Linked DNA regions of Mus musculus: regions 1 and 2 are each linked to region 3. Evidence: chromatin loops called from intact Hi-C (ENCODE). Cell type or tissue: heart. All regions are shown on one strand. Each heading gives the region's core, and the rest is flanking DNA. Links, peaks and the distances in the headings are about the cores only.

What was found. Peaks named below come from ENCODE experiments on the same cell type or tissue, not always from the same donor. Only the 100,000 strongest peaks of a DNase experiment are listed, where the experiment ranks them.
Region 1: a loop joins it to region 3, with 3 times the contacts of the local background. A loop is called at or near these places in 8 of 42 quality-filtered maps.
Region 2: it touches region 3 in a loop (2.9-fold over the local background); 2 of 42 quality-filtered maps call a loop at or near these places.

Annotation. Positions count from the first base shown.
Region 1 is chr4:138,918,488-138,928,559 of GRCm38, forward strand. No RefSeq gene overlaps it. Among named protein-coding and RNA genes, the nearest start is that of Otud3, 9.6 kb to the left of the region's middle. In heart, for the core only: no CTCF peak of the experiment used is centred there; a DNase peak (open chromatin) is centred at 3,734; H3K4me3 peaks cover 238 bases; H3K27me3 peaks cover 1,200 bases.
Region 2 is chr4:139,193,882-139,203,953 of GRCm38, forward strand. The region is part of intron 1 of Capzb (capping protein (actin filament) muscle Z-line, beta); the gene reads left to right. Among named protein-coding and RNA genes, the nearest start is that of Capzb, 6.0 kb to the left of the region's middle. In heart, for the core only: a CTCF peak has its summit at 4,361 (motif pointing left); DNase peaks (open chromatin) are centred at 3,760, 4,340, 5,331, 6,050 and 1 weaker place; H3K27ac peaks cover 1,014 bases.
Region 3 is chr4:138,967,729-138,977,800 of GRCm38, forward strand. It overlaps Tmco4 (transmembrane and coiled-coil domains 4), which reads left to right and starts at 5,177. Exons shown (of 17, transcript NM_029857.3): 1 at 5,177-5,559; 2 at 9,480-9,594. It overlaps Rnf186 (ring finger protein 186), which reads left to right. Exons shown (of 1, transcript NM_025786.4): 1 at 1-637. The coding sequence ends at 265. In heart, for the core only: a CTCF peak has its summit at 4,522; DNase peaks (open chromatin) are centred at 4,563, 5,293 and 5,853; H3K4me3 peaks cover 1,615 bases; H3K27ac peaks cover 2,586 bases.

The DNA of each region.
Region 1 (10,072 bases), core at 2,173-6,172, 49 kb before region 3:
AGGTAGACAGAGGGAGCAGAGGTCTCCATTAGACGTGATAGACAAGGGACACATGCCTGAGTGAAATGTTCCCCCCAGGACAGACTGCTGGAGAAGAAGTAACCCGGGCTAGATTCAAACAGCAAGTGTTTGGGGAGCACAGATGGGAATTAACAGTCTAGCAAATAGAAATATAGATTAGGGGTAATCTACCAGTAATTGTACAAGAGCTGATTAAATAATCTATAGGACTTTGCTTCTGTTATTGGGGGAGCTGGCTCTGCCACATTAATAATTAATTAATAGGGTTTACTAAAATTCATTTACAATGCTGTCTTAGTCAGGGTTTCTATTCCTGCACAAACATCACGACCAAGAAGCAAGTTGAGAAGGAAAGGGTTTATTCAGCTTACACTTTCCACATTGCTGTTCATCACCAAAGGAAGTCAGGACTGGAACTCAAGCAGGTCAGGAAGCAGGAGCTGATGCAGAGGCCATGGAGGGATGTTTCTTATTGGCTTGCTCACCCTGCTTTCTTATAGAACTCAAAACTACCAGCCCAGAGATGGTATCACCCACAAGGGGTCCTCCCACCTTGATCACTAATTGAGAAAATGCCTTACAGTTGGATCTCATGGAGGCATTTCCCCAACTGAAGCTCCTTTCTCTGTGATAACTCCAGCCTGTGTCAAGTTGACACAAAACTAGCCAGTACAAATGCTTTTTGTCTGAGTATTTTATCACAGCAACAGGAATAAAGCTGAACTCTGTGGATGAGGGGGTGTCGACCCTGACAGCTCGTCACCCTTCCTAAAGAAGAACATGCCCTGTATTTGAAGACTGTATCCGAGAATGTATCCTTGATGTGCAAGCACAGTTAGAAACAACCTCTGTGCACGTCATCGGGATCTCCACGTCTCCTGCTTCGGAACAGTCACCCAATACTGTACAACATTTAAAAGGAGGAGGCCAGGGGAAAATAAAGACCAGCTCACGTGAGCAGCTCTCCTCCACACAGCGTATGGCAGAAGGAGCCATTCCGTGTTGTCTGTATGCGAACCACAGTCACCAACATAAAGGACTCAACATCCCAGGCAGAATTGGTTACCATTTGATCTCTCCACAACGGCCATTCTGACTAGAGTGAGCTGGGTTATCAACGTGTGGTTTTGGTTTGGGTTTTAACTTTAGGTATGTGAGTACCCTGTTGCTATCTTCAGACACACCGGAAAAGGGTAACAGATCCCATTACAGATGGTTGTGAGCCACCGTGTGGTTGCTGAGAATTGAACTCAGGACCTCTGGAAGAGCAGTCAGTGCCCTTAACCACTGAGCCATCTCTCCAGCCCCTTGTTTTGTTCCGTTTTGTCTATTTGTTTGTTTGTTTGTTTGTTTTGTATAGCCCAGATGTCCAGAGATGTTGAACATTTTCTTGTGTTTATTCATCATTTATACTTCATCACTGCAGATCTCCATGCCCATTCATATTAACTGTGCTACTTGATTTTTTTTCCAGGTGTTTAGGTTGTTTTTTTTTTAATTCTTCGTATGTCTTAGGTATTAATCATCTGTCTGATATACAGCTAACCAAAATACCCTGCAGTTCTGTGAGCTGTCTCTTCACAAGGGGCTGATAGGAAACGGCGGTGGGGGGGCCTGGGAAGGGATGGGGAGATGGGCTATGGGGGGATGCTCAAGCACGTTACATACTTAGATGCAAACACACACACCTGCAGACTGAAAGATGGAAGACATGGTTTGGAAAAAGCACACTGGCAAGGGAGGTTAGAATGAAAAAGGCCCTGCCTTTATTTTTAAATTTTTTTCCCACAAGAATCCAGTGGGAGCCGGGCGTGGTGGCGCATGCCTTTAATCTCAGCACTCGGGAGGCAGAGGCAGGCGGATTTCTGAGTCCGAGGCCAGCCTGGTCTACAGAGTGAGTTCCAGGACAGCCAGGGCTACTACACAGAGAAACCCTGTCTCAAACAAACAAACAAACAAACAAACAAAAGAATCCAGGGGGTTCAAGTGTTGAGTGTGTCATTATAATTTATTATTTATTGTCTTTTTTTCTAGTATCAAAATATATCCTTTCAAACTGAAGCCTTACAGAGCTGTGTGTGTGTGTGTGTGTGTGTGTGTGTGTGCGCGCGTGCACGTGCACTGTGATCAACGGACATGACTCATGGTATGTTTATCACTTTCTTCTAGAAACGGGCAAGACCATAGGGGTTTGGGCACAGTGTTCTTTCCATACCACCCTTGGATCAATCTTGATGGTCCCATCTGTTTGTTCTTGTCATGAAGGCAGACACCCTAAGCAGAGTTAAACATCAACTTAGCCGCATCCGACTGCCACAGGCTGTGCCTCTCTGGAGAGCTTAAGTAAATGGCATCTCACTCTGTCTGGTGGGCACAGGGAACAAATTATGTATCACTAATCAGCCAGGCCATGGGGCACCCTCGTGCCTACCACCCAGACATGCTCCATCAGTGACCCTGGCACAGGACGGAACTCTGTCTGGCAGCCTCTCTAAAAAGGCTGCCCAGGCTGTAGAGTTCAGAGTACTACTACAGCTGGGATTTTGCTTTCAGGATTTTGAACCTGAAGCTGCAAATATTTAACAGGTAATTATTGATGACAATCTTCTAGTGGGCCTCTATTGATGACAGCGAAGCATGACATTCAATGAAAACTGTGTGTGTGTGCGCGCGCACGGGTAAATGTGTGTTTCTGCTTCTATTTTGTAGAGATGGTTGCAGGCTTGTACATGTCCACACAACATGCAATTTTCAATTCCCCTTTCTGTTTTCATCTTTTGTACCCGCGTGTGTATGTGTGCGCACTTGCTCCTGTATGTAGAGGCCAGGAGTCAGCACTAGGAGGCTTCCTCAGCCGCTCGCTCTCTGCCTTACTATTAGAGCCAGGGACTCTTACTGAACCGGGAGCGCACAGATCCAGCTAAGCTGGGTCTCCCTGTCCCTACCTCCCCCACGCTTGGCTTACACATTTAGTAACAACACTTAGCTTTACATGGGTGCTGAGGCTAGAACTCCATCCCGATGCTCACACCACTGATACCCCTGTACCGATGGAGCCCCTCCTCTTTCTCCTCTGCAGGTGGTGGTGCTGGAGCCTTTGAGCCTGTCAGTCCCACTTGACCTCTGTGACCTTGCCCTCATCTTCAGGATGCCTACAACCCCTTGTCTCACCCACTTAACATACAGAGGAATGGAAGGATGGAGGCCGGTCCCTTCCCATTTCTGCCCCTCAGGAGCTGTCAGCACAGCAGAGCTTACACAGTCTCTCACAGCTCCACAGACTACCTCTCCGCTTTCCTATAAACCTGATAGCCCGTATACTAAATTATTTATAAATGCAAACAAAGAATTTAATATCCATTATTACTTTCTCCAGCAAACTGCTCCCAGGGGGAATTAAGACACGTTAGTTTCTGTTGGTGGGTGACCCTCCCTTGATTTCATCAGACCACCTCCCGGGCTGAATGGGGAAAGGGGTGGAGGGGGCGGGGCTTGCTCATGCTTCTTCGATAACTTGATGGCCCCTGAGCCTCAGGCTTATCTTTTACGACTCCGCAGCAATTTCTTTGTTTGGCATCCCATCCCTGTGCCAGAATCTAATTGCCTACGGAGTTTGCTGTAATCCTCACGCTGCATAAACTTGTGACTGCTTCATCCTCCTCTGTGCCTAGCACCACGACCACACCCACTCTGGCACGTTCGGAGCCAGTCAGGCAAGCAGAAAGCGATGCCTGTCGGTCCCGCAGAGCCCACAAGGGGGCAGCAGAGAGACGCGCTGTGATTGAAGCATTTCAGCCAGCTTAATCTAACAAACTAAGCAAACAAACTAAGCAGCACACTGCTGCTGGTTCTCCCACCAGAAGAGCTGGGCTCTGAGTTAGGCATGTGAGCCACTTTGCAGGTAAAGCGGCAGCGCAGAAAGCAGCCAGTGACCTCCCATCTCCCTCACCTGAGTAGTCCCTGGGGCCTGCAATCATGACCGCTAAGGTTTTCAAACCTCAAATTATGATACATAATGTCCAAAAATGACATTAAGGAGTAAAAGGGACAAAAAAGTGGCCTATAGTCACACTCTCAGAGGCAATCATTGCTGCTGTTTGCTGTGTTATACTTAGCCCTTAGATATTGTTGATCGCCATGTACACACACACACACGCACGCACGCACGCACGCACGCATGCTTCTATCAGGGCTTTTCCTTGTAGCTCAGGCTGACCAGAAACTCACTATGTAACCTGGGATGATCTCTAATCCATGGTCAATCCTCCTGCCTCAGCCTCCCGAGTGCTGTGATTACGGACTTGACCCACCTTGATGCCCATCTGTACCTTACCTAGATGATAGTTTATGTGCTTTAACTGCCTACCTTCTCTTCACGCTTAACATCAGACACTTGAAAATACAAAATAGCCGGGTGTGGTGGCGCACGCCTTTAATCCCAGCACTTGGGAGACAGAGGCAGGCGGATTTCTGAGTTCAAGGCCAGCCTGGTCTACAGAGTGAGTTCCAGGACAGCCAGAGCTACACAGAGAAACCCTGTCTTGAAACAAAATCAAACAAAAACTAAACAAAAGAAAAAGAAAATGCAAAATGAAGATAGTACTCTCTCTACATGGGCATGTTGTGTCCTTAAAGCCTGACGTTTTGAATACATGCAGAAACACTTGAGACGTCCAAGAGACTGACAGGAAATCCTTTATGTCCTTCTTATTGCCAGAAATGCCCTCACACAAACCCAGCATTCACTGTGGCAGGGTGTGCATCTCCAGACAGTATAGGAGACCAAATTGGATATTATCTTCTCTGACCTTTGTTGCTGTCTAAACAGTGTGCAGATAGTTTCTTTTATCCATGTTAACACATGTGACTTATGCTCATCTGTATAAAACAGGGTTTTACTATATATCCATGGCTACACCCGCACTAAGAGGCCCCACGGGCAGGTTTAGAGCAGAATGATCAAGTCTGAGGAAGAAAAAGCTGAAAGCTGGTGTGTTAGAAAAACTGCAACAGGTGCACAGGTGCATGCCTGCAATCCCAGCAGTCGGGAGGCAGCGGCAGGGCGAGGACCAGAAAGTCAAGGCCGGCCTCAGTTTCATAGTGGATTCAAAGAAAATCTGAGCTACATGAGACCTTGTATCAGAAGAAGAGGAGGAGGAGGAGAAAGAAGAGGAGAAGAAGGAGGAGGAGGGGAAGGGGGGGAAGGGGAGAGGGACGGGGAGAGGAGGGGAGGGGGAGGAGGAGGAGGGGGAGGGGACGTCACTTCTAAGGCACCGTCCAGACCATGCAGGAGGAGGGAGAAAGAGCACTGAAAGAAGCCTCCGGAAGACCCAGTTTCCATTCCTAAATGTGAGCACGGGGGTCGCCCCATCTACAGGAGACACGTGATTCCAGAGGAGGCCCGAGACTGCAGACAGCACTCACGATACATCTTCCTGATGTCCTCAGTATTCTTGCCCTTGGGACCGTTAGTACATTAATTAATTAAGGGTGAGCTGAATGCAGTCCTGAGGTATCTTTACAGTTGCTGTGATAATCACGAGGGCAGCTGAGTGACAGATGGGTGGAGACCGTTGTATAACCCAACATGCCAGGCAGAGGCATGATTCAAGTGCAGGCGGGATGGAGCAGGATGGCACCGGCCTTTATGACCCTGCTCAGGTAGGTGCGGGGCTGGAAATTTACACATCGTCCATTTCTGGAACTGTTCCCTTAATGTTTCCAGTCTGGGACTATCCTCAAGCAAGTGGGCATTCTCTTTAAAGTTCCCAGGTACAAAACTCTAAACTCTGAGATAAGCATCTCCCAAGGAAGGGAGACCTAAGATTTCTATCACTTAGTAACACAGTTATCTAACCCCTCACTATGTAGATATAGATTACATACAGACATAGATACCCAAGATAAAGCTAAGCCACACAGTTTGTGTATATATATATATATGTGTGTGTGTGTGTATGTGTGTATATATCTATATATACATATATATGTATGTGTGTATATATCTATATATGTATATATACATATATACACACACATATGTGTATATATACATATATACACACACACATATATGTATATATATACATATATGCACACACACATATATATGTATATATATATACAATTTGTGGAGTTTGCCTAGAAGAAAGCGATCATGCCCAAAGTGATTCCTTTGGAGCAGATAGGACCCTTGCTGCTCTCCCAGAGGACCAGAGGTCCGTTCCCAGCACCCACATTGAGAAGTTCACACTCACCTGTAACTCCAGCTCCAGGGCAGCCAACATCCTCTTCTGCCTCCCAGACACATGCACACACATGCATGTGCTCACACATGCACACATTTGCACCTACAAAGTTAAATAAGAAAAGAACTCTTTTAAAAAGCATAAAATCCTGCTGGAGAGACAGCGCAGTGGTTGGGGGCACTGGGTGTTCTTCCAGAGGACCTGGGTGTGATTCCCAGCACCTACACAGTGGCCCACAGCCATCCGTAACTCCAGTTCCGGGGGTTCTGACACCCTCTTATAGTCAGGCATACACCTGTGTGCACTGACATACATGCAGATGGCATAACTATGTGCATAAATTAATAAATAATTTTTTTAAAATCACGAATTCACAGGGCAGTGGTGAATTCCACTAATTCCAGCACTCATGAAGCAGAGGCAGGTGGATCTCTATGAGTTTAAGGCTGGCCTGGTCTAGAGAGAGAGTTCCAGGACAGCCAGGGTTACACAGAGAAACCCTGTCTCAAAAAAACAAAATAAGGACTGGCAAAATGGCTCAGCGGTTAAGAGCTCTGACTGTTCTCCCAAAGGTCCTGAGTTCAAGTTCCAGCAACCACATGGTGGCTCACAACCATCTGTAATGAGATCTGACTCCCTCTTCTAATGCATCTGAAAACAGCAGCAGTGCACTTACATATAATAAATAAACAAATAAATAAATAAATAAATAAATAAATAAATCTTTAAAAAAACAAAAGAAAGAAAAAAGAAAGAAAGAGAGAAAGAAAGAAAGAAAGAAAGAAAGAAAGAAAGAAAGAAAGAAAGAAAGGGAAATCACAAAACCAGTGAATATATTTAATTAAACTCATAAAATTAGCCTTTTGACAGATCTGCTGGGGTTGCCCCACTTTTCTTGTGTAAAATACATTGTCCTTGAAAGGTGCCTATATATGCCATTATATGCCATTCAACTCAATAGCTGGAACCAAAGCCATCACTGGAGTGTTTAGGATCACAGGAAAGGCTGGAAATAAGCCAAGTGTCTTCCCTTGGGGAAATTTCAAATAAACTCTGTTCTATCTGCTGAAGAGGAACCATTCAAGCCATAGCGGTTCACGTGGGCAGTCTCCTTGAAGATAGCAGCTAGATTAGATTAAAATGGAATGCCCTGTGCAGCAAGTTGTTGAATGGGGAGGAGGGAGAGGAGGAGAAGGAAGAGGAGGAAGAGGAGAACTTTGCAAAGGAAAAGGGCAGAGACAGACAGAGACCGGTGAGCAGCCCCTGGATTTCGCACCCTTGGTCAGCTGGTGAACCCGTGTACAGCCGAGACAGATTTCGCACCCATGGTCAGCTGGTTGCACTGGAGCGGGTGAGCAGCCCTTGGGCCTCCGCTCTCAGCCTGCTCCCAAGCTTCACTTGGTGCTAGAGTGCTCAGACCCTTTGGGGAGAAGGTCAAGCCCCTTGTCGTCCAGCTGCTAGTGCATCACACCGGACTTTGATTCACGCAGATGCGTCACTGAGGATCTCTAAGCAAACGCATTCATTCCAAGACTCCTCATAGCTGCCCAGTCATTGGCTGGAGTTACAGACAGTGTTGAGCAGTGTTGAACATGGGTGCTGGAAACGGAATTCTACTGGTCTGAAAAAAGCAGGAAGTAGTCTTTTAACTACTGAGACATTGCTCCAGCCCCCGCCCTGAGATATATGGGGAGGAGGGGCAGAGAGCACATCCATATAGCTTTTATTATAACATATTATCACTGTTCTATTTCTCAGTTGTTATGATTAAGAATAATCATATAATGTATTTAATAATTTATACATTAAACTTTATTGTAAGTATAGGAAACATCACACACACACACACACATGCATGCACATGTGCACGTCTGGTACCATCTGCACTCACAGTTTGGGACACACTCCCTGGAGGGTAAGACTGGCTGTGCCGTGGTACAGCATGGCTCTGTGATATGATAGATGATCCGACCCATACATTGTATCTCTCATGTAACTACAGAGAGCACAGGAGCTAGCGAGCATCTCTATTTGGGATGAGAAAAGTGATGCTCCAGCAATACCTGTAGCCTTCATCCTTCAGCAAGCTTTTCTCAGCCATCTTCTGGGTGAATCATGGTAAGTGATACGAACATATCCTTTCCCTTCTGCACCTTTGGGTGGAGAAAAAGAAAGATAAAGAATAGATTTTGTGTATGGACTGGGGCTGGGTGGGGATGGGAACGGGAGGGATCGGGTGGGAAAGGTTGGAATAGGTGGGCGTTTAAGTCACAATGTAGAACCCGAGTGGAGTGGAAACTTCCTATGAGGGTGACCCTATCAAGGTCTCCTAGTAATAGAGGCTATGGAGCCTGACTGCCTTCTTCTGTAACCAGACTGAGCTCCCAATGATGAGACTGGGGACACCAACCCAGCCACAAAACCTACAACCCACAACCTGTCCTGCCTGTAAGGTGTGCTGGGGGTAATGGTGGCTCTGAGCGTGCAGGAGTAACCAGCCAATGACTGGTCTAACCATGAGAGGCGGCACTGCCTGAATGGTAGGGATCTGGAAGCTGGATGGCTCAGAGGTCTACGGTGGAACTAAACACAACTGATCAAAAAAACAAAAACCAAAAAAAAAAAAAAATCAAACAACCAAAAACAAAAACACCTCAATGAAACGAACCCTAATGATACTCTGCTGTGTTCATAGATCAGTGCCTAGCTCAATAGTCAGAGAGGCTTCCTCCTACAGCTGATGGATACAGATGCAGAGATTGGCAACTAAGCATTAGGCGATGCTCAGAGAAGCCCACAGAAGAGACAGAGGAAGGATTGCAGGAGCCAGAAGTGTCGAGGACACCAGGAGAACAGGGCCCACAAAATCGACTAGCAGGGCTCATAGGGGCTCACAGAGCCTGAATGTATCTGCACCAGGCGTTCTGCACACATGCTGTAGTTGTTTAGCTAGGGGTTTTTGTTGGACTCCTAACAGTGGGAGTGGGGGTGTCTGTGACTCTTTGCCTGCTCACGGGACTCTTTTCCTCCTAATGGGTTGCCTTGTTCAGCCATAATAGGAGGGCTTGTGCCTAATCTTATTGCATCTTGTTATACTGTGTTGGGTTGGCATCACTGGGAGGTCTGCTCTTTTCTGAAGGAAACCAGAGGAGCGTTGGCTCTGGAAGGAGAGGGGGGACTTAGAAGAGAAGGGGGAGAGGAGGCTGTAGTCAGGATGAACTGCTAAGAGAAGAATAAAGAAAAAGAAAAGACAGAAAGATAAAGAAGCTATCATAAGGCATGAGAATGAAAACATCCAAGTCAAGAATGTTGGGAGAACCATGAGATGGGCCTCCTCACTCAGGCCCGGGAGGAGAAAGAGGAGAGACTAGACATAGTGTGACATTTATTTGATCTGAAGCAAGTTTTGAAATGTGAGTAACATTTGACTGGGCACTGTGGGAGGAGGTCCCCAAAATATGGAGCTGTCAGAGGGGTTCCATCATTAAATATCCAAATATGAATGCCTTTCTATCCATGCTCTCTGGGGGATAGATGCATGTTCATTAACATGTGTGTTCAGACACACACACACACACACACACACACACACACACACACACACACACTCACACCACAACACAGTAAAGTTTTAAACAAAAGCCAAGGGCAGGAAAATCATCTGTCCTGCCCCATGGATCCAGACTTAAACATTTATCCAAGGAATTTTGCTTCTCCAACACCGACCTCCATACTTTTACCCCACAGGTGCGTGATTCTAGTTACAGGAAAGCCTTCAGCTCCAGAAATAGGGAGGGATTTCT
Region 2 (10,072 bases), core at 2,197-6,196, 230 kb after region 3:
AGCGAGGGAGAGAAGGGCGGCATCTGTATGCCCGGAAGGCAGAACAGGGCATTTCCCTTGGGAGGGCCTAGTGGTAGTGCGGCTAATAGAGCGCGTCTTGAGGGGTGCCCTGCCTGAGTGGGGAGCAGAGTGCTGACGGGTTGGTAAGCCAACTGGACAGGGGTGAACTCACAATTGCTCTTGTGAGGCCGCAGCCCTGGGGCTAGGGGGACACGGAGCTCAGCAGCCCAACCTACGGCCTGGACACGATGCATCCTAGCAGGCGCAGCCTTCCTTTCCCCCTGAACTGTCAGCTTGTTAGAGTTGGGACTGCTGATTATGGAGGTGCCTCGGAGCAGGTGAGCAGAAACTCACAGGCCGGAGAGCTCCCGGACTCCACTCATGGTGTTTGTTTTGGTAATGAAGACAGGCACACTATGCTAGCAACTTATTTGAGGAGCCTTAGATGTGTCACTTCCCTCCTCCCCCATACCCCTGCACCCCCTAATCTACCTGGATACCTGCAGAGCAGGCCCACCATCTTTGGTGGTGGAAGGGCCAGAGAACTACCTCACATGGTCAAGGAAGCCTTGTAAGGTAGGCTGAGAGGGAAGGCAACCCACCTGCTCCGTGTAGCCTTACAGGTGGCTCCCCTCCTGCCTGGTCGATATTTAGGAGGGGATTTTGGACCCTAGATGGTTTTGAGGTACCCTGTGCCTTGTTTTAGCAAGGGTGCAGCAACTGTATTGGGGATGACTAAGTCTGATTGGCTAGTAAACTTTCTATATATTGATTAAAAGCATAGGCAAGACAGGTTTTCATGTTATTGCTCTTGGCTGGAAACGGGCCTGGGGGTCTGAACCCCTGACCTTAGTCTGCAGGGGGAAAGGACTTGTCCAGGACAGTTTTGGGTGAGATTCTTCAAAGTAGACTGAAGTTTTCTGTGTGTACTCCCAGCACCAAAGCAGGAGAGGGTGGTGGAGTGGCCAGATGGGACTTAGTCTCCACAGAATCATCTAGGCTTTCGCTTTGTCCATCTGACAGGTGAAGAAAAGCTGGGGCATTCATTGTAACTCATTCAAAATGTTGTTGCATCTGTGTGGAGAGCACTCTTGGCCAGTGGGAGCCTGCCTAGCAGCCTCCAGACTGCGGTCTTCCTTGTCTGCTGTTGTGTGTCTGATATAATGACACTGTTGAAGAACCATAATGATGGGATGGATGCTCAGGCCCAGCCAGGGAGAGCAAGTGCTTACCTCTGCAGACTCTGGGTGGCTCTCCTGTTAGGAAATGGCCATTTTGAGACAGGAGCATAGCCTATGGGCCTGATCCCCGAGCTCTTAGGGGACAGAGATGTTGGTCTTGTGTTTTCTGCCCCTGTCTATCTGGTCCTAGAACAGTACCTAACTCTGAAAGATCTGTCGTGGAAGGCTGGGCGTGGTGCCACATACCTGCAGTCTCAGCTGTTTAAGGCATTCAAGGCCAGCTTGGGCAACAGTGAGGGTGAGACAGGAGATTGCTTAGTGTGATCTGGGATGGTCTGTGAGCGCAGCCACCCAGGTTTGACACTCGTTAACTTGTTCTTCATGTACCCCAACCTCCTAAATGTTTTCTGACTGCCTACTATGCTAGTATAATCTGATGCCCTAATGTGGGTAGTTTGGGCAAACCAGAAGTGGCAGAGTGGGGCTGCATCCTAGGTAATGAATGAAGAGGACCATAGCTCTGTTTTCAGTGGGTTGGCTGGTAGAGCAAATGGCTAGCCAGCTCCAGTGTACCCATCAGGGGGAGAGATTTGAAGTGCATTTGACTTTGGAGTGATTTTTCTTGGAGTCAAGTTAACTGTCCCCAGTAAAAGTGCTTAGGCAAATGGGGTTTATTTACATCCCCTTAGCAGACAGTCTTACTACTGTCCTTAAGTGCTTCACAGTGTCAAAGCCCTGACAGGGCTCTGGTTTCTGACTTCCAGCTCATGGTGGGGCTGGAGCAGTGACAGGCCAAGGAGCTCACAGATGGCACTGATGACAAGAGCTCTGATAGGAGAGCTCGCTCCTGTTGTTAAAAGGCGAAATCGTGGAGTAGACTCTAATGTATCTTGGTGGTCTCGGCCTGTGAATAAGATCCAGAGAGATGCCAGAGAGATGGTTCAGGGGTTAAAGGTGACTGCTGCCAAATCCAAGGAGCAGAGTTCAATCTCCAGAACCCATATGTAGAATCAAGTCTTCCTCTATCTAACATAGTTCTGCCTCCCTTCCCCCAATAAGTAAATAAATAAGCAAGCAAACAATATCACTTTAAAAAACTTGGTGTATAGTTCAACTTAGAGACCCCATGTGTGTTTGCCCTGTTCAAGTAAATCCAGCCAGTCTCCTTTTGATAAGTAGCCTGTGATTATTAGTTTAAGATTAAGAAGATGACAAGCATGCCTTTGAAGATAGGTCTTGTGTGTATAATTTGGAAGTGCTATACTGTTACATTCTATGGAGGAGGAAGAAGGACACAAGACAAGGACCTGAAGTTCAGAACCCTGTTTGCCAGAGTGGGAAGTGCTTATTCCACAGCACTTCCTAGGCACCTATCTGAAGGTGCAGGGTACCACTGCTTAGGTGTGTGTGTATCATGAGGCTGTTGTGTGCTGCCTATGTGCTGAGGAGCCAGCAGAGAGCAAGGCAGACATGGATGCGGGCCCTCTGGCTTCTACTATTGAGGGGGCCTAGAGTAGAGTTTGGAAAGCCAGGCAGTGTCACACGCCTGTAACTCCTGCTGCTGAGTTACAGCCTGAGCAGCATGGTGGGAGAGATACACTGTCACTCTTCCCTAATGATAAGGGAGACAGTATTCACGGTCAGTGCAGGCTCATAAGCACAAGCTGTAGAGGAAGTGGAAGGAAACACTGCGGCTTGAGCTGGGACCCACGCTCTTGGCTTCTCAAGTGTTCTTGGTCCAGTGGAGTACAGTGTGTGTGTTTCCAGCCTGCAGCCTGAGGTGCGACCTTGGGATATGGTGGACATCCACCGCTGTCACTGGCCCAGCCTGTTTTTGTTCAAGGAGTATCTGAAGCTCAAACAGTCAAGTGAATGGTGTGATGCAGGTCTGTAGCTTAGCCCTATGTGAGACTGTGGATGTCTCAGAATATTGACCTCAGGTATAGGGGCTTGGCTCAGGTCCGCCTGTGAGGGCTGGGCATGCAAGCCTGTAAGAGTCTAGTGCACGTTCATTGGCTCTAGGATCAGCTAGTGTAATGCTGTTTTAGGCAGCCACAGACTAACGTTTCAGTGTAAGGAGGTGGAGATATTTATGGGGTTCTAGCCACGTGCCATCCACTCTGCCAGAAGCTGTTGATTTTCGTCTTGCAAAGGCTTGATGAGGAAGGTTGAGCCGTGGACCACAGACACCAGGGTATAAGAAGCTAGACTTAGAGCTAGACATAGTGGTGCACTCCTTTAAAAGTCCCAGTGCTTGGGAGACAGAAGCAGGCAGATCTCTATGAACCCAAGGCCTTTCTGCTGTACATAGCAGGGCTCCAGGCCGGCTGGGATACAGAGCGAGATCCTGAATCAGAAATCACTCCCCCTCTCTAAAAAAAAAGAGAGAGAGAGAGAGAAAAGTCAGATTGGAATGCAGTGTCCTTATGGGTGGAGTCCCCTTTGAGTGATAGGGCAGGGACCGGCAACAGAATGCCAGATTGCTTGTTCCACAGAACCTTATCCCCTGTACCGCCTGGTGCTCAGGAATTGTTGCATAGCCCTGAGGAAGCAGCAGGTAGTGAGAGCTGAGGTGCTTGGCTCTTCCTTGCTGCCTTCAGAGTGGGGCGTGTCTGGGTGGAGTCCTGATTGCCTTTCTGTGTGACCTAAGTGAGCGCCTCTCCTTCCTTCCCCTCAGTTCCTTGCTGTACAGCGTGAGGAGAACATTTCATAGGGACACCAGGAAAAGGAAATGTTTTTAAATTTATCTTCTGTGTGTGTGGTGGACAGAGGATAACTTTGGGAAGTTGGTTCTCTTCTTCCATCGTTGGCCCAGAAATGGCATTTTTAATACACTTGGCACACAGAAAGTTGGGGCTATAGCTACTCTGTGTCATATTTTGTATACCCAACTGTATGTAACATAAATGGAAGCCACAGTTCCTGTCCTCTCACCTTGGAGAGCAGGAAAGGTGTGTTCATGAAGTCTCGTAAGCTGACAGGGGAAAGTTGTGGGGAAGAGCTCTGGAGGCCATGTGTGCAAGCTAGTCAGGTGTTCCACCTCTTCCTGGAAGCCCTGCAACCTTCCAGTCCTCCGTCAGCCTGGGGGCTGGGCCTGAAGCCCAGGAAGACCTTGCCCAGTCAAAGAGGAAGGGGAGGCTCGGGTGGAGCACCATCTGCTGGGGAGTCCACTGTACCAAGTCCAAGGTCATTGTGACGTCAGTGGGGTGGGTTTGAGAACCACTGCGTAGACATGGAGAGGAAGTGTTTGCTGCCAGATGCCAGTCGCTAAGCTCAGGAGTTTGCATTTGGTCTGGACAGTGTGGAGCCAGTGACATTTCTCACAGGGCAGGTGGAAATTTGAGCAGGCTGATGGAGCAGTGGTATTTTAGCACGAGTCCTCTAGCCGTGCTGTGTAGAGAGGGCCTTGCTGATGGAAGAGGGAGGAAAGGGGGATGCATTTGTAGGTATCACCTGAGAGGTGCCAGGGCCTGGCCAGGCTGGCTGTGGTCTGGGAAGGAAGGTGTGGTGGAGAAAGGCAGATAGGCATAATGAGCTGGAGAGATCTGCCATCTGGTTGACAGGTACATCTGCCCCCACCCCCCATCGTCTTACAGGCCTTCTGATTGGGTGATTTGTCATTGACAAAACAGCTATTTTGATCAGTTAAATCCTAGATAATGGGACCCATAGAGCCTTGATAGATGGTTGACACTGAGTGGGCATTCTGCACAGTTAGCCCAGTGACAGCCATCTTGGGCCTGCTGGTGGCACTTGCCATTTAGCCCAATGTGCTGTAGCTTGTAGGCACATCAGTGCCTGAGACCTGGAGTGGCTATGTAAGCAGCAGGAGCTGCTGTTAATGGGCGGCTTTGATATCCCATGCAGTGATACGAGACAGACCCACATTACTCTTATGGTACAGATGAGGAAACCAGGCCTGTCTAGGCTGCCCCGCTGCCTGTAGTCGTTCTTCTTTTTTTCTTCATAAGGATTATTTATTTTATTTGTATGAGTGTTTTGCCTGCAAGTGTGTCTGTGTACCACATGCATGCCTAGTACCTGTGGAAGTCAGAAGAGAGCGTCGGCTCTGGAACTGGAGTTATGGGTCCACCAAGTGGGTGTGGGGGAACGGAACCTGGGTCCTCCGCAAGAGGAAGTAGTGCTCTTAACTGCTGAGCCATCTCTCCAACCTCCCCACCCCTAGGCATTTTCCTTGTTATTTATTCTGTGGACAGCTATTACAACTTGTGGGTGAACTAGAGACACCAGAGAAGCAGGGTGATGGTAGGTGCGTGGTGACGCAGGCAGCAGCCTCACCGGAAGTCCTTCTGCTGTGCTTCCCGCTGCTGCCACCCTGCTTCCAACAGCTCGACCTTCTCTGTGCTCTTTTGCAGTCCTCTAATCCTGTTTGGTCCAAATCAGTGGTCTAGTAGTTACCATCCTCCAGCCAGGGTGGTTACTGCCCGTGGCCTTGCTGTGAAGAGGTTATCATGGGGATTGCCTGAGCATGTATGGAAACTGTAGGCAGTGCCTGGCGTGGTTAACATGTGAGAGGCATGTTGGCTGCTGTTAAAGGTTATTTTAATTCCCACGAGTAGTTTATGGCTGGCTATTCATGTACCCTCCCAGCTGGCCTGGGAGGCAGCATTGGCCCTTAGGAGACTGCTGTAGTTGGAGTCCCTACCCCAAAGCTGGCAGCCTTAGGGACCAGCCCAGGTAAACTCCAGCCTGGTGAGAACTCCAGTCTAGTGCTGCTGGCCTCAGAGTTCTTACCACAGTGTGGGAGCTGTTGGGTGTTCCCCCCGCCTCTGACCCTGAACTTCTGCTTCAACTGCTCCCAGAAGCTTCCTCTTCTCATGCTGAACTCACCATCGTCTTCTCCGAAACCGTTATCGGACTGGCTGCCACTGGTGCTCCTACATAGAAAACAGCGCGGGATTCTATTTGCCAGAGGAACCATCTCTAACTTGAAATACACCCCGTGCCTCATGGCTAGGCTCTTCTCACCAGGCCTTCTCAGCTTAGGGACCACAAAGCTGGCATATGTAGTAGGTTCTTGACCAAAATGCTACTAGGATGTGTGGTTGTGGTCAAACTGTGAAAGATACCTTTGCCTGTACTAGCTCAGCCAGTGCAAATGGCTCAGAAGCAGCTTCCTTCCCTGGTTAACACCAGGGGACTTTTCCTGGGAGCTGTGAATGGCAGAAGGGGTTCAGGTCAGGCTTGCTCATGTTGTCCTATTGCTCAGGGTTTCTCTGCTGGTGGCTTGGACCTTACTGGGCTTTCTCTGGTTTTATATATTCACTTTCCTTCTCTGTTGTAGTGTGTACTACTGAATTGGAGAGGAGCATGTATCTGCCCACCCTGTGGTGCCATCTCGCCCTAGCAGGTTGACCTCTCAGGGAGCCACCCCAGAATTTCTCCCTGTGCAACGTGGGTGTGCTTTTTTTTTTTTTGTCTGCACCTCTAGCTGCCTGGTGACCTCACCTAGGCTTGGGGTGCAGGTTGCTATATAGATAGAATGCCTTTGAGCTTCTCATCTTCCTGCCTCCATTTCTAAAGTACTAGGATTAAAGGTGTGTACCGTCACACCCAGCCTCTGTTGAGGATGGGGTGTGTGTGTTTGTGTGTGTGTGTCTAGATCAGAGACAACTTCTTCTACCTTTGTATGAATTCCAGGGATTGAAGTCAGTTTGAAGGGTTTATATGGCAAGTACCTTCCATACATGCTAACCCATCTCTCTGGTCACTGTTGAGGATTTCTGCTGTGAGCTTTCTCAGTGTGTACCCTTCGCCCCTCTGGCGAAGTCTCATCAGTCATGAGCATTTTCATAGGCATGCACTGTAAATTGTTGTTTCTGGCTGTCCTCTGATTTGAGGTGACAGCTTTGGGCTTTGAGGTGTGCAGTGAGGGGTCCTAGAATTGGAGGTCATCAGGAAACTGCATGGTTGATTATGTACCCACTCCTAGAGCTCCTGTTAGTCACAAGTGTCCCTTTCCTTCTGCCAGGGGGTGCCCACAATCTTGATATCTGGTTCTGTCAACCCCAGTCCTAGAACCATTTCCTCCTGTTGCAGATAAAGAAATGAAAGCTCAGGGAGAATGGTAACTCGCATAGGGCCCCAGTGAAGCACGAGCAGTTACCATGGACTCCAGGCCCATCCTTCTCAAAAGCTTCTGGCAGTCGGATTCTTCCAGGATGGTTATCTCATAGATGAGCAATGTATAGATGAGACACTGAAGCCTCAGTAAGTCTGCCACAGTGACTGAGAAAGTCTGAATTTAGATAAGTAGGAGGTAGTTGTATTTTGGGTCAGATTGTTGAAGTAACAGCTTTTAGGCTAGAGGGACCCTGCAGTGTGGTCTCTAGAAAGGAGCCTTCTAGCCCGGAAGCATTGGTGGAACTTCCCCCTCCACTAGCAGGACCTGACTCAGCAATGGAACAGGTCTTTTTGTGGGAATACCAGCATCCATGGCTTCTAGAGTGACAAAAAAGCCAGGGGCAGGTTGGGCCTTCATGACAGTGCCTGTTGGGAACTGTTGGTGTGGAAGCCCTAAGCCCTGCAGGGTTCCTTTATCTCTTTCCCTGTGATTCACATCCCAAGCCTTGGGCACTTGGTGCCCCATTGACCGTTCTTAGGCTGCCTGCTAAGTTTGTTTATTATTTTGGGGAGGGAATCAGTAAATCCCCTTGCTCCTGTGTGAGTGCTGCAGTGGTGTCCCTTTGTCTGTCCCTGGCGTGTGCTGTGGCTCCATCGGGGTTTGTGGAATGATTGACCTGCCTGTTTGTTCTTCATGATGTGAGCAGCTTCCCTATCCTCGGATAAACCACGTGACACTGCCATGTTTGGGTAGGTAAAAATTGATAGGTATCAATATCAATGTCTGTGTGATGAGAGAGTAGGGCAGTTTGAGTGGGAGACCTGCAGTATCCAGTTTTGTGTGTGTGTGTCTTTCTCTCTTCCGCTCTCTCTACCTTCCTCTTTCCCTCTAACCACCCACTTTGTTGTTGTGTTTGTTTGCTTTGAGAAAGGGTTTATTTCTCTGTGAAACAGTCATGGCTGTCCTAGACTAGTGAGTAGACTAGGCTCGAACTCACAGAGATTTGCCTGCCTCTGCCTCCCGAGCACTGGGATTAAAGGCCTGGGCCACTGCCCAGACCCTTTGGATTACTCACTCTCTCTCTGTCTCTGTCTCTCTGTCTCTCTCTCTGTCTCTCTCTCTCTGTCTCTCTCTCTAAAGATTTATTTACTTATTTTATGTATATGAGTTCGCTGTAGCTGTACAGATGGTTGTGAGCCTTCAATGTGGTTTTTGGGAATTGAATTTTGTAGGACCTTGCTCGCTCCGGCCCAAAGATTTATTTATTATAAATTAGTACACTGTAGCTGTCTTCAGACGCGCAAGAAGAGGGCGCAAGATCTCATTTGGGTGGTTGTGAGCCACCATGTGGTTGCTGGGATTTGAACTCAGGACCTTCGGAAGAGCAGTCAGTGCTCTTAACCGCGGAGCCATCTTGCCAGCTCTCTTTGGATCTCTTAAACCCAACTTTCACGAGGCTAAACCAGCCAGAGTCAAGGTCTTGATGGGGAAAGGAAGAGCCGAGCAGGGATTGTCAGGTCAGGTCAGCTCACTCTTGATTTCAAAGGCTGGCAGTGTGCCCCTGGGAGAACCACTCGGGATCCTGATAGCAGCCAGTGGTGTGATGGATGGTGAGCATGGGGCCTTTAGTTACAGGAGTTGCCTGCCGTTCTTGGCATTTCCTATTGATCCCAGGCAGTCTGGATTCCCGAGTCCAAGGCTGTGAAAGGGCACGCTCGAGGTGGAAGACCAGGATGAAGTCCTTGTCATCTTCTTGTCTCTGAAATGGTGAGAATAAAACTTGCTATTTTCCCTGGTGTAATAGTGCATATCTTTGATCTCAGTATCTCGGAGACAGGCAGGAGGAGACAGGCAGGAGGATCGCTGAATTCCAGGCCATCCAGGGTCACATGAGACTCTGACTCAAAACAAACTAACTACCACCACCGAAAATACCTCCACTAAAACCCTACAACAATAAAGGAGCTATTTCTCTCCAGGTCTGTAGCTCAGTGGGAGAGTGCTTGTCTAGGGTAAGTGCCCTCTCTGCGTTCAGTCCCCAGCACTCAGGAACAACTCGGGGGTGGGGGGGGTGGGGGGGGGCTATTCCCAAGGGGAGCACTAGGCTAGCCTCTGTGTCATTACCATTTCTTGCCACACTTGTACTTGCAGATATGGAAGATCACACAAGAGCGAGGTGGTCTGAACATAACATATATGTCCATGTGTATTTTATCTAATGTGTAAACCCTTACCTTGTCTGCTTGGGCATTTATCATTGTCTATGGTGAGAATGTTCAGAATTCTTCCTTCTAGCTTTGTTGTTCTTGAGACAGAGGCTTGGCAGAGGCTCAGGTTGACCAGGCTGATCTCAAACTTCCTGTGTAGTCACAGATGACTCAAAACTTCTAAGTCCCCATTTAGCATTTTAGGCATATGCTACCGTGCCTGGTTCAGTGTGGTGCTGGGGAGCCAATGCAGGACTTCCTGCATATTGGTCAGGTACTCTACCAGCTGAACCACATCCCAGCACCACAGGAAATAATTGTTGCAATTATAGATCACTAGTTGCTAGGTCCCCAGGAGGGGTCCTCCCATTGTGTGACGAATTGGCAGAATGCAGACAGAACTAAGGCTAACTTCAGGTCCTGCACTATTTCTGTTAGATTTTAATTTATAGAAAATTTAAAATGGTCTTCTGTAGCCATGACTAGCATTGAATTTGCTCTGTATCCAGCAATGGTCTTGAATGCCTGCTCTTCTTTCCTCTGCCTCCCAGTTGCTGGGTGACAGGCACTGGACCCATCTTGGTCCTGCATGTTTGTAT
Region 3 (10,072 bases), core at 2,135-6,134:
AGAACAGGACACTGTAAGTGTCAACCGTGTAGCTGCCCGGCGCCTGGCTGTACACTTGCTCTTGTTGGCTCTTGTCATTGTCCTTATCCTGCCTTTCATCTACCCGGGTGTCATCCGGTGGGTGTTGGCCTTTGTCATTGCTCTGGCTCTCCTGATGTCCACCCTATTCTGCTGTCACCCCCAGAGCCAGAACAGCAACTGGCTTTGCCCCAGGACTCTGTTCTGCAGAGAGCAAAAGCAAACCCAGATCACTTCTATTGCCTGAGAACTCTGGATCCCTACAGGCCCAGTGCTGCCAAGGTTCCCTCCTCCCCCAGACCTCACAGTCTGCATGGGTAAGGGGCTAGGGGCCGCCTTTCAAAATCACATTCGAACTGGACTTGCGTGTCAAAGCCAGACTGGCCATGTTGGATCAAGGATTCTGTGCTGGAACAGTGGGATCGCACCTGCCTGTTCCTGTGTAGCATAGGAAGGAAAGGGGGAAAGAGAGGAGACACCCCCTGAATGAGTGACTCAAGGGTGGTGGGGTCCCTACCCCTATTCCAGAGCTCCTAAGTTTTGTATATATCCCTTTGTACACATATTGGGACATTGGCCTTACTACAAAGCAAATAGAACCAGGTCTCTTTTGTAATCCATGTAGCTGGCTTCATTTTTTTTAAATTTGGGCTTTGATGTTTTGTGTCCTGGGAAGTTTGTGACCATCTCTAGCCATTGCCCACTTTCCCTCCTGGGGTGCCAGAGCCCAAGGGGATACTGCCAGGTTTTCCCCAGGGTTGCTTGCTACACTGATCCCAAACCTTCCATGCCAAAAGTCTCCTTACGGTTTCCCACAGGGTCCACCCCAGGGTGGAGTACACATGGAATTGGAATTGTAAAGTGGGGAGAGGGTATCCGAGGATCAGCAGACAGAGATGGGGAGGTGTGGAGAGGGTGGGTCCAGGAATTGTCCTTAGGATCTACGCTGAGATCACCAGTTGCGTACCATGAGGGCTTGACTCAGAGAATCTCAGGGGACATGGACACACACACACACACACACACACACACAGAGACAGAGAGAGAGACAGAGAGAGAGAGAGAGAGAGAGAGACTCAGCTCTCCATCAGACTCCCAGACTCACATGACAGAACGAAAGCTTTCCAGATGGCGCCTCTCTTCTTATCACATCTACGGCCCTATTTGCTCCTTTGTCATAAAGATAAAACATCTCGTAAATGCAACGGTCCTCGGCGGTGTCACCCCACCTCAGCCTCAGAGCGGCAGTCGCTAGAAAGGTCCTTGGGTCATCTCTTCAGGACTATTTGGGCTTCTTTTTTCATGCAGCGCGGGGGGGGGGGGGTGGGAATCCACCCTCAGAAATGAGCCCTGGTGGGTTCAAGCAAAGAGGAAGTGGGAGAGCAAGAAGCCCAGTGTGGGAGCTGGAAGTTTGTCTCGGAGAGTCCCTGTGATCAGACTTAAAACTCTGGAGGGACTCCCCAGGCCTTGTGCACTGTCCTTTCCCATTCACCCCATTTCCTGCAGTAGGAGACTAACAGGAGGGCACAGTTCATGGTGACAGGACCTTTGTCAGGAGAGATGAGAGGACTCTGCCACTGGATCCTTGGGTGCCTGGCCCTGGTCAGTGGTCACATGCTGTTGAGCAAGGTCTTTGGCTCTCTGCTTCCCTTTTCTCAGACTGAGTTAAGTCTGACTCCGTTAGTCCTAAGATTCCCTGGATGTCCCAACTGCTCAGGGCCTGGTTGAGCCACAAGCCGATCGATGGAGGGGCCATATGCTTCTGAACGCCTGTGAGGAGGTCACATCAAGGGCTCCTTCTGTCTGACTGTGTGTCAGGCTGAGGGTAGAGTTCAGCGGTAAAATGTTTGCCTGGAATGTGTGAAGCCCTAGGTCCAGTCATCCCCAATGCAATTCACAAAATAAATACCAAAGCGAGCAAGAACATGAGTGCAGTATACTGCCTTGAAAAAGGCAGTGACTTCTTATTTTTCTTATAAGGCCAGACAATTCCCAGTGCAGCGAGAGTGTTGAGGGTGTGCATGAGCTCCGGTTCTCACAGGCAGCCAGCATAGTCCTGAAGAACACCCTTTCCCAGAGGGTGAACAGACGGCATCTCTCCTGTTGGCCTCTTGTGTGTGACATTTGGGATGACTGCCAGGCAGACAGCAAAAGAACGTTGTCTCCCCACCTACTCCTCCAGGCCCGTTTTACTTCCTGGAGACAAAATCCACCCCAGAGTTTTCAGTTGGTCAAGGAAATACTTTGTTACCATTTGGTGGGAGAGTGTTTGCCCAGTACTCATAAGACAGGCAGGCGTTTCCCTAACTGACACGTTATGGCTTCCTGACAGCCTTGTGGCGCTGAACCACTCACTGTGTTCCCTCTCGTGCAGAGGAAGACACTGAGATCAGACAGGTGAATCTACCTGCTTAAGGTTGCACGGTCAGTCTATGCTAGAGATTTTAGGAATTAGCCCAGATTTAGCAATGTGAATCCTCCTTTGTGAATAGAACGAACCTAAAATCTGATCGCTGCCTATGGGTGTGGGAGAAATGTCACAGAAAATATGAAATGAACTACAGGAACCGTGGGGATTCAGAGATGAGCAGGTTGCTGAAGGAAGAAAGATTAAAAAGCAGGCTGGGCTTGCTGACTACCCCTCTCCAGGCTTCGCTGCTTGGAATCCCACAGGTGAGAACACTGGAGTCCCAGGCTTGAAGAATGCCCTCATTTGATCAAATAACTACTGCCCCGTGTCTTAGCTTGGGACCTAGACCCACAGCCCCTGTCATTCCTGGCTTAGGGTGGGTCCCAGCCAAGGTATCTTTGGGGTCCCTGGGCAAAGATATTCTAATACTACTGTCTCTTTGAAGATGACCTGGTCCCAACCATCTTCTGGAACATCAGAGCTTGGGGACAAGAGTACAGGCAAGGTCACTGCTGCCCTGGAGTGGGCAGAGAAGTCAGGCAGTGCTGCAGGGGGATGTGAGTGGAAAGGACAGGCAAGAGGCCTCGAGTGCAGGGCCAGGCTCTGGTCCACACTGAAGGTCTGAACCTTCTTTCATCCCCTTGGAAATGAGAGGGTAGCTCTAGGTTCATGGAGAGACCCTGCCTTGAAGGAAAAAGTGGAAAGTGACAGAACTGGATACCTGATATCCTCCTCTGACCTAAAAAGAGGGACGGGGCTATACTTCCAAAGTTCAACACTCATTCCAGATCCTGGGGCCAACCTCCAATAAAGACAAGAGAACCTTTGACATCCCTCCCGTAATATGATACATTTTAAAAGTCTGAGACAAATACCCTGGTGATACAAAATTCATTATTAGCTAGTACATAGCCACATGTTAAAAGGCCTTAAATCACTCAGGGAGAACACTATCCTCACTTCTTTCTGTGGAGAGGCCCGTTTGCTGCCCTCAGACTCTAAAAGCAGGGCCCGCAGGGCCCACTCCTTCATTATGGATGTCAAGGGAAGGAACCTGCCAGGCCAGGGCCCTGCCACCGAGCTGTAGCCTTCCTCGCCTTTTTATTTTTGAGACATGGTCTCACTAAATTACCTAGGATGACCTTTGACTCATTGTAAAGCCCCCAGAAGGCCTCAAGCCTGTGATCCCCCTGCCTCAGCCTTGGCACCACGCTGCAACAAGGAGCTGTGGTTTCACCATCAGGCCCTGCTGATCCTTTTAAACAAAGGCAAAGCAGGGCTTAGCTCAGAGGCAACCTGTAACTACAGTAAGGATGCAAGCTGTCACTTGCTTAGCAAACGTGTGTGACAAGGGCTTTAGAGCGACCAGCGGACAGGAGAGTTTCAGAAATAGTGCAGAGTCCTCAGCAAAAATCCATGTGACCTTTGCCTTACTTTCCAATCTTAACACTGATACATTGGACAAGATTTTTTTAAAAAATCAATATTGATATGTGGCTATGGACTAAAAGCAGAGGAGTCACTCGCAGTGTTCTCCCTGCGTCTTTACTGTCCCCAAACCCCACCTAAGCGATCACTTTGTTTTGAGTATGTCTTCTTTTCTAAAACTATTTTCCATATTGATTTTCTTTATCCATTGTGATTCTGTTTTCCATTAGAGAATGACCGTTTTTTTTTAACTTTCAGAGTTACATTTATTTTTTTTTAATATCAAGAACTTACTAAAATCAACTTATGCTGAAATTAAAAAAAAAAAAAAAACGGCAGCTGTCTCACATCTGAAAGGCTAAGGTAGTTAGTTGCTCAGGCTGAGGCTGGCTACTTCAGCTCAGGACCGCTTCTTAATCGGTGGCCTCTGGTCACTCCAATCCTCCATTCCTCATAGACAACAATAGGATCTTTTAAAATTCCATGATATTTGCGGGGGGCGGGGGGAGCGTGCCACCTTGGTATGGTTATTTCCCCAACTTAGTGATGCCCAGAATCTCAGCTAGAATCCTTCAACCCTCCACAACTGTCCTTTTTTGACCTACAATAACCTCCTAGCTCTTCTAGGTCCTGATTGGCCGATAGAGAGATCAGGTGATGGAGGCCCTCTAGCGTTCCAGTCGGATCCTGAGTCATAAGGCTCCCTGCTGGAATGCCGCACGTCTCATCTGTCCGCTCGAGAACTTTTTCCATTTCCAACTCCAGCCTATCTTCTCCAGGGGAAAGAGCAACGACGTCAGAGGTCATGGTGACTCAGATTCCAGCCCTGACCAGGATGGCCACCTACTTCCTCACCTGTAGATTAGGTGTGATGAAATTTCACAGGTTGCCTGGGCAACCAAGAGCCGGCTCCCAAATGAGGAGAGCGGAGGATGAGGCATGGGAGACAACCCCCCCTTCCATTCTTGGGGTCTTTAAGTTCTAGTGTGGGATACCCAGATTATAAATTGGCAAACAGGAAAACAATCAACTTCAGTGTTAAATACTACGATTAAAATATGGGCCCGAAGGCCTGGTGTGCTAATCCATAACCTTGCTGGCACGTAGTAGGTGCTCAGCAAATACTTGTTCAAAGACTAGAGCTGAGTGGGTGGCTAGTCTAACAGGAATGGAACCCCAAAACGGAGGCCCGTGGGACGGAAGAGCCACGGGTGCAACGACTGGCGAGCATTAGAGAAAGTGAAAGAACGATCAGAAGGCGTGGGTGTTGCAAATTTCACCGAGCAGTGTGCACAGGAGGGGGAGGCACCTTCTGGGACAGGCTCTTTTCAAGTGTGGCGGCAAAATTTGGAAGCTTCCCCTTCAAGTGTCTGCTCGAACTCCCCTCATGCCAGCCCAGCCCCTGGTGAGCACTCTCTGCAGACCCCTCCTGTGCCCCGCGCTCTCGCTTCCTGGGGAGCGGGAGACACAGAAGTGCGGGTCCCGTCCCAAGGCCAGCACCCGGGCGATGGCTTTGGTGGCTTAGGTGGCGGTGCGCCCGGCCCAGCCCGGAAGGCCCGGGCCCTAGGGCTGCGCAGGCGGGACCGGCCCGGGCCGGTGTGGGGCGGCTGGGCCAGGGAGAGAACAGGCGGGGAGCGCCAGGGCGGGAGCTGCGGGGCTGCCAGAAGTTCTGCCGTCGTCCCATCCGTCGCTGCCGCCTCCAGGTAAGCCCGCGGGGAGCCCCGATCGTCCCCACGCCGCCTCCACTGCGCTTCCGAACCCGGAAGTGCTCTCGGGACTCCTGAGTAGCTGGAGGGGAAACTGATGCCAACGAGCATGCCAGCGGCCCCCGCCTGCCAGCACAGCCCAGGGCACCGGTCGCTGGGTTTGAAGGGAAGAAAGGACCTTGCTCAAGGTCACGCAGGGTCACTGGACGCCCCCTGCGTACTGGGAGCTCCAGGCACCCACTCCCACCCTCTGTGTCTCCAGACTCAGTTCCCCGAGGCCTGGGAAGCCCTAGAGTCCCGGAAAGGCCCGGCCCCTTCCTGCTGTGACGGGGGCGTGGCTTCTCGCCCCGCTGCGGGTTTTTACAGAGTAGGGGACATTTCACATTACAGGTTTTTACATCCGGGAAAACTGAGTCTGGGAACAATGGGATGATTTTGGCCAGGACCAGGCAGTCAGAGCAAAGAGGTTAACTAGGGTGAGCTGACTTCAGAGTTTGACCCAGTGTTAGGTTCAAAACTGGCCTCCATGATGTCCTTGTCCTTGCCAGGGGTGACCCAGAGTAGAAGCTGGGGCTGGCTAAATCTGCAGGTTTGATCCTGAGGCCACTGCTGCCTTCAAGTAGGAGGGAACACACCCCTGTAGGGCTTCCCAGGACGCCACTCACGGGGTATATTTATTGAGCACCTACTATGTGTCATCGTGTAGGCTCTGAAGACACAGTAGTGAAGACTCCTCAGGGTGAATCAGCTAGGCAGAAAGACAAGGCCACCAAAATCCCCAATTACCCAGTATGTTTGAGAAGTCAGGAAGGAACCCAGGGCCCCATCCTCCTAGTTAGAACCCTACCAAACCGCCTGAACCTCTGGGCATCACCGAAGATGCTGCTTCCAGCCTCAGTTTCCCACTCCCCTGGACTTAAAAGATGCCCTCAAGGAACTTGAGCCTGGCTCTGCCACTTCCTCTCTGTGTCACCTTGGGTGTCACCCTGAACCTTCATTTCCTTATAACACAAGAGGATCATGGATTATAATTCTTCCCAGTGCTGAAGATCGTGTCAGGATGCTTCATGAATTGGAAAGCACAGTACCCAAATCAAAAGTAAATTAAAGCCAGGCATGGCGATGGTGGCATAGACCTTTAATCCTGGTGCTTGGGATTTAATCTCAAACTGTGAGTTCGAGACTGACTTGGTCTACATAGTGAGTTCCAGGGGACAATGAGGGCTATGTAGAGAAACTGTCTTTAAATTAGATAGATAGATAGATAGATAGATAGATAGATAGATAGATAGATAGATAGATAGATAGATAGATAGATAGAGATAGAGATATATACACCTTTAATCCCAGCACTTGGGAGGCAGAGGCAGGCAGATCTCTGTGAGTTTGAGGCTAGCCTGGTCTAGAGTGAGTTCCAGGACAGATGGGGCTCAAAGAAACCCTGTTTTGAAAACAAAACACGGGGCTGGAGAGATGGCTCAGCGGTTAAGAACACTGGCTGTTCTTCTAGAGGACCTGGGTTCAATTCCCCCACATGGCAGCTCACAACTGGCTGTGATACCTGCCCCAGGGGATCTGACATCCCCCCCCCACATCCCCCCCCACAAATATACATGTAGTCAAATCACCAAAATACATAAAATTAAAAATAAATAAATAAAAATTTATTTGCTTGGGATGCTGAAGACAAAACTCAGGCTTTTTTTTTTTTTTTTACAAAAACCACTGAGCTATGCCTCAAACGAGCAGAGATGCCTGCCTTTTCTTTCTTTCTTTCTTTCTTTCTTTCTTTCTTTCTTTCTTTCTTTCTTTCTTTCTTTCTTTTCTTTCTTTCTTTCTTTCTTTCTTTCTTTCTTTCTTTCTTTTCTGAGACAGGGTTTCTCTGTGTAGCCCTGGCTGTCCTAGAACTCACTCTGTAGACCAGGCTGGCCTCAGAGATCCACTTGCCTCTGCCTTTCAAGTGCACAACCATTGCCTGCCTCAGAGATGCATTTCCTCACAGGTCTAGTGACTTGACAGCCTGTTCTCCTCAGTAGAGAAACCTTAGCCACACACAGAGCTGGGGTGGCCGACTTCCAGGTGAGGAGGCTGAGGCTCCCTCCAGGGCTGGAAACATAACACCCACCTCACACCCAGCATTTCCTGTTTGTTTTCCTCCAGACTCTCACAGGCTCAGACAGTCAGGGTGTATTCCTCAGCTTCCTGAAAGGCCCCCAGCAAGCTGTGACCTCTCGGGAACACCTTGACTTCTTTTACAAAACACCAGTCTGCAAGCTTGACACGGGACTGAAGGAACATTTCAGGGTGACAGAACTCTTGGAGCCTTTGTAGGCCCAGGCTCTAGCGTGGCTAGGGACACAACTGACTGGTTTAGCTTGCTGCTTCTCAGCCTGAACTTGGACTGGGAAGGCCAGACCCAACCCAAGCCTGGGCTTGGTGGATGTGGGACCTGAAGGTGGTCTGTACATTAGATTGTTGATAGTCCTCTTGTACTCCTTCAGTGGTTTTTCAGACTCATGTAGCCCAGGCTGGCCTTGAACTCACTATGTAGCCAATGATGACCACCTAGGTTTTCTGATCCTTCAGCCTCCACCTCCTGGGATAAGACAGATGGAAAAGGGGGGTGCGGGTGGGGACACAGAGCTTCATGCATGCTGGTCAAACACTCTCCCAGCAGAGATCCTGGGCTCTGAAATACTGCATTTCAGCGTAGACTCCTGGTACAGAGGAGTAGACAGCCAGAGAATGTGTTATGGAAGGCAGAATTGAGTCTTTTCCATTTGACCTTCTGTGCTGACAGCTGGATCTATGCCAGGGTTCTATTCTCTGCCTAAAACCTGGCTTGGCTTCCTGTTTGGGTCAAGAGCAAAATTCTGGGTTGTGGACTCTAAGGTCCTTCACCCATGTCTGCTGTAGCCTACCGAGCACCGCAGAGTGCTTGGTCAACAGTTCTCTGCCTCACCTCCTCCCTACCCCTCTTCCTGATAAATATCTCACTCATCAGATTTTTTTTAGCCCAGCCCAGCTCTGCATTCCAAATGTCCCAGCCACACGAGTCATGGGACCTGTGTCAGAGGTTAAGCCCAACTGGAAACGATCTCAGATTGCCAGCCCACGTGTGCCTGCCCGAGACTTCTAGAATAGAATCAGAGGCTGCTCGCTAGATGTAATTTCAGTAATGAAAGCTACCTGCAGAAAGAACCTCTTGGGAAAACTGGGGGTCTCTGTTGTATATAAAACCCATTGCCCTTCACAAAGATATACTGGAATCATTTCTCAATTGTAGAGAGAGGTATCCATCATCCATCCATCCATCTATCCATCCATCTATCCATCCATCCATCCATCCATCCATCCATCCATCCATCCATCCATCCATCCATCCATTATCATCCATCCATCATCCATCCATCCATCCATCCATCCATCCATCCATCCATCCATTTGCTCAGCTGCATCTCTGCCAGATGCTATCACAGGGTACCTCAAACAACATGACCAGAATGCCACTTTCTCGTCAGACATCATCTGGAGCAGACACATCAAGACAGAAGAGTTAGCTAGGACTGGGGTGATAGTACTAGTGTGAACCTAGAGCTCTCGTGAGGACGTGGGGACCTGGGGTGGAGCGACAGGGACACACTAGTGCTCTGGACTTCAGCTACTCTCTCTCTCTCTCTCTCTCTCTCTCTCTCTCTCTCTCTCTCTCTCTCTCTCTCTTGCTCCTGGTCAAGGAGGCAGACACACAAGGTTATTACATTGGAAGGGATAGAACTCAGACTATGGCTTCAGAGGCAAAGGCCCTGCATTAGCTCTACAAACGGAGGAAGGCTCGTGACAGCTGAGTCCACTTAGTAAAACATCAGAAGAAAATGTACTCGGGGTTCCATTTTATTTACTTTTTTAAATTTTTTCAGTGCCGGGAGCCCGTGCATGTGCTAGACAAACCACCCTGTCACTGAGCTTGGAATCTGAAGTCACACTGGCCTAGGGTAGGACTACAGCATGCCAGTGATGTGACCTTCACTTTTGGTAAGTGTTGGCTTCCTCAGGTCAAGTGGGGACCAGGACAGTGCCTTCCTCCCAAGGCTGCTGTGAAGCAGAATGGGGGTGGGGTTGAGGGTTGTGGCAGTCTGCCCCAGCGAACCTCAGAAGATGTTGTTAGCAACATGGTTTGTTATGTAGAAAGAGCCCCTCTTGCATGTGAGGACTGCATAAGTTAGGGCTGGAGGCAGAGTGACTTAAATAGGGAGTTAGTTGTCACCCCCACTCCATCCCAACCCCTACCGCCATGGTTATTTGGGGGGGGGTAACATCCCATCGGAGGGACAGAGAGCACAAAGGCCATGCTCCCACAGTGCCTGGGGGACTTGGGAACGGAGTAGAGGGGTACAGAGTGACTGCCTTGAAATGGTGCTGTCTTCATGGTGTCTGATGAATGGCAGAAATTCACAAGGGGCTGGTGAAGAGCCTCCTCTGTGACCCCTGTGGAAATGTGGGTGGCTTGTGG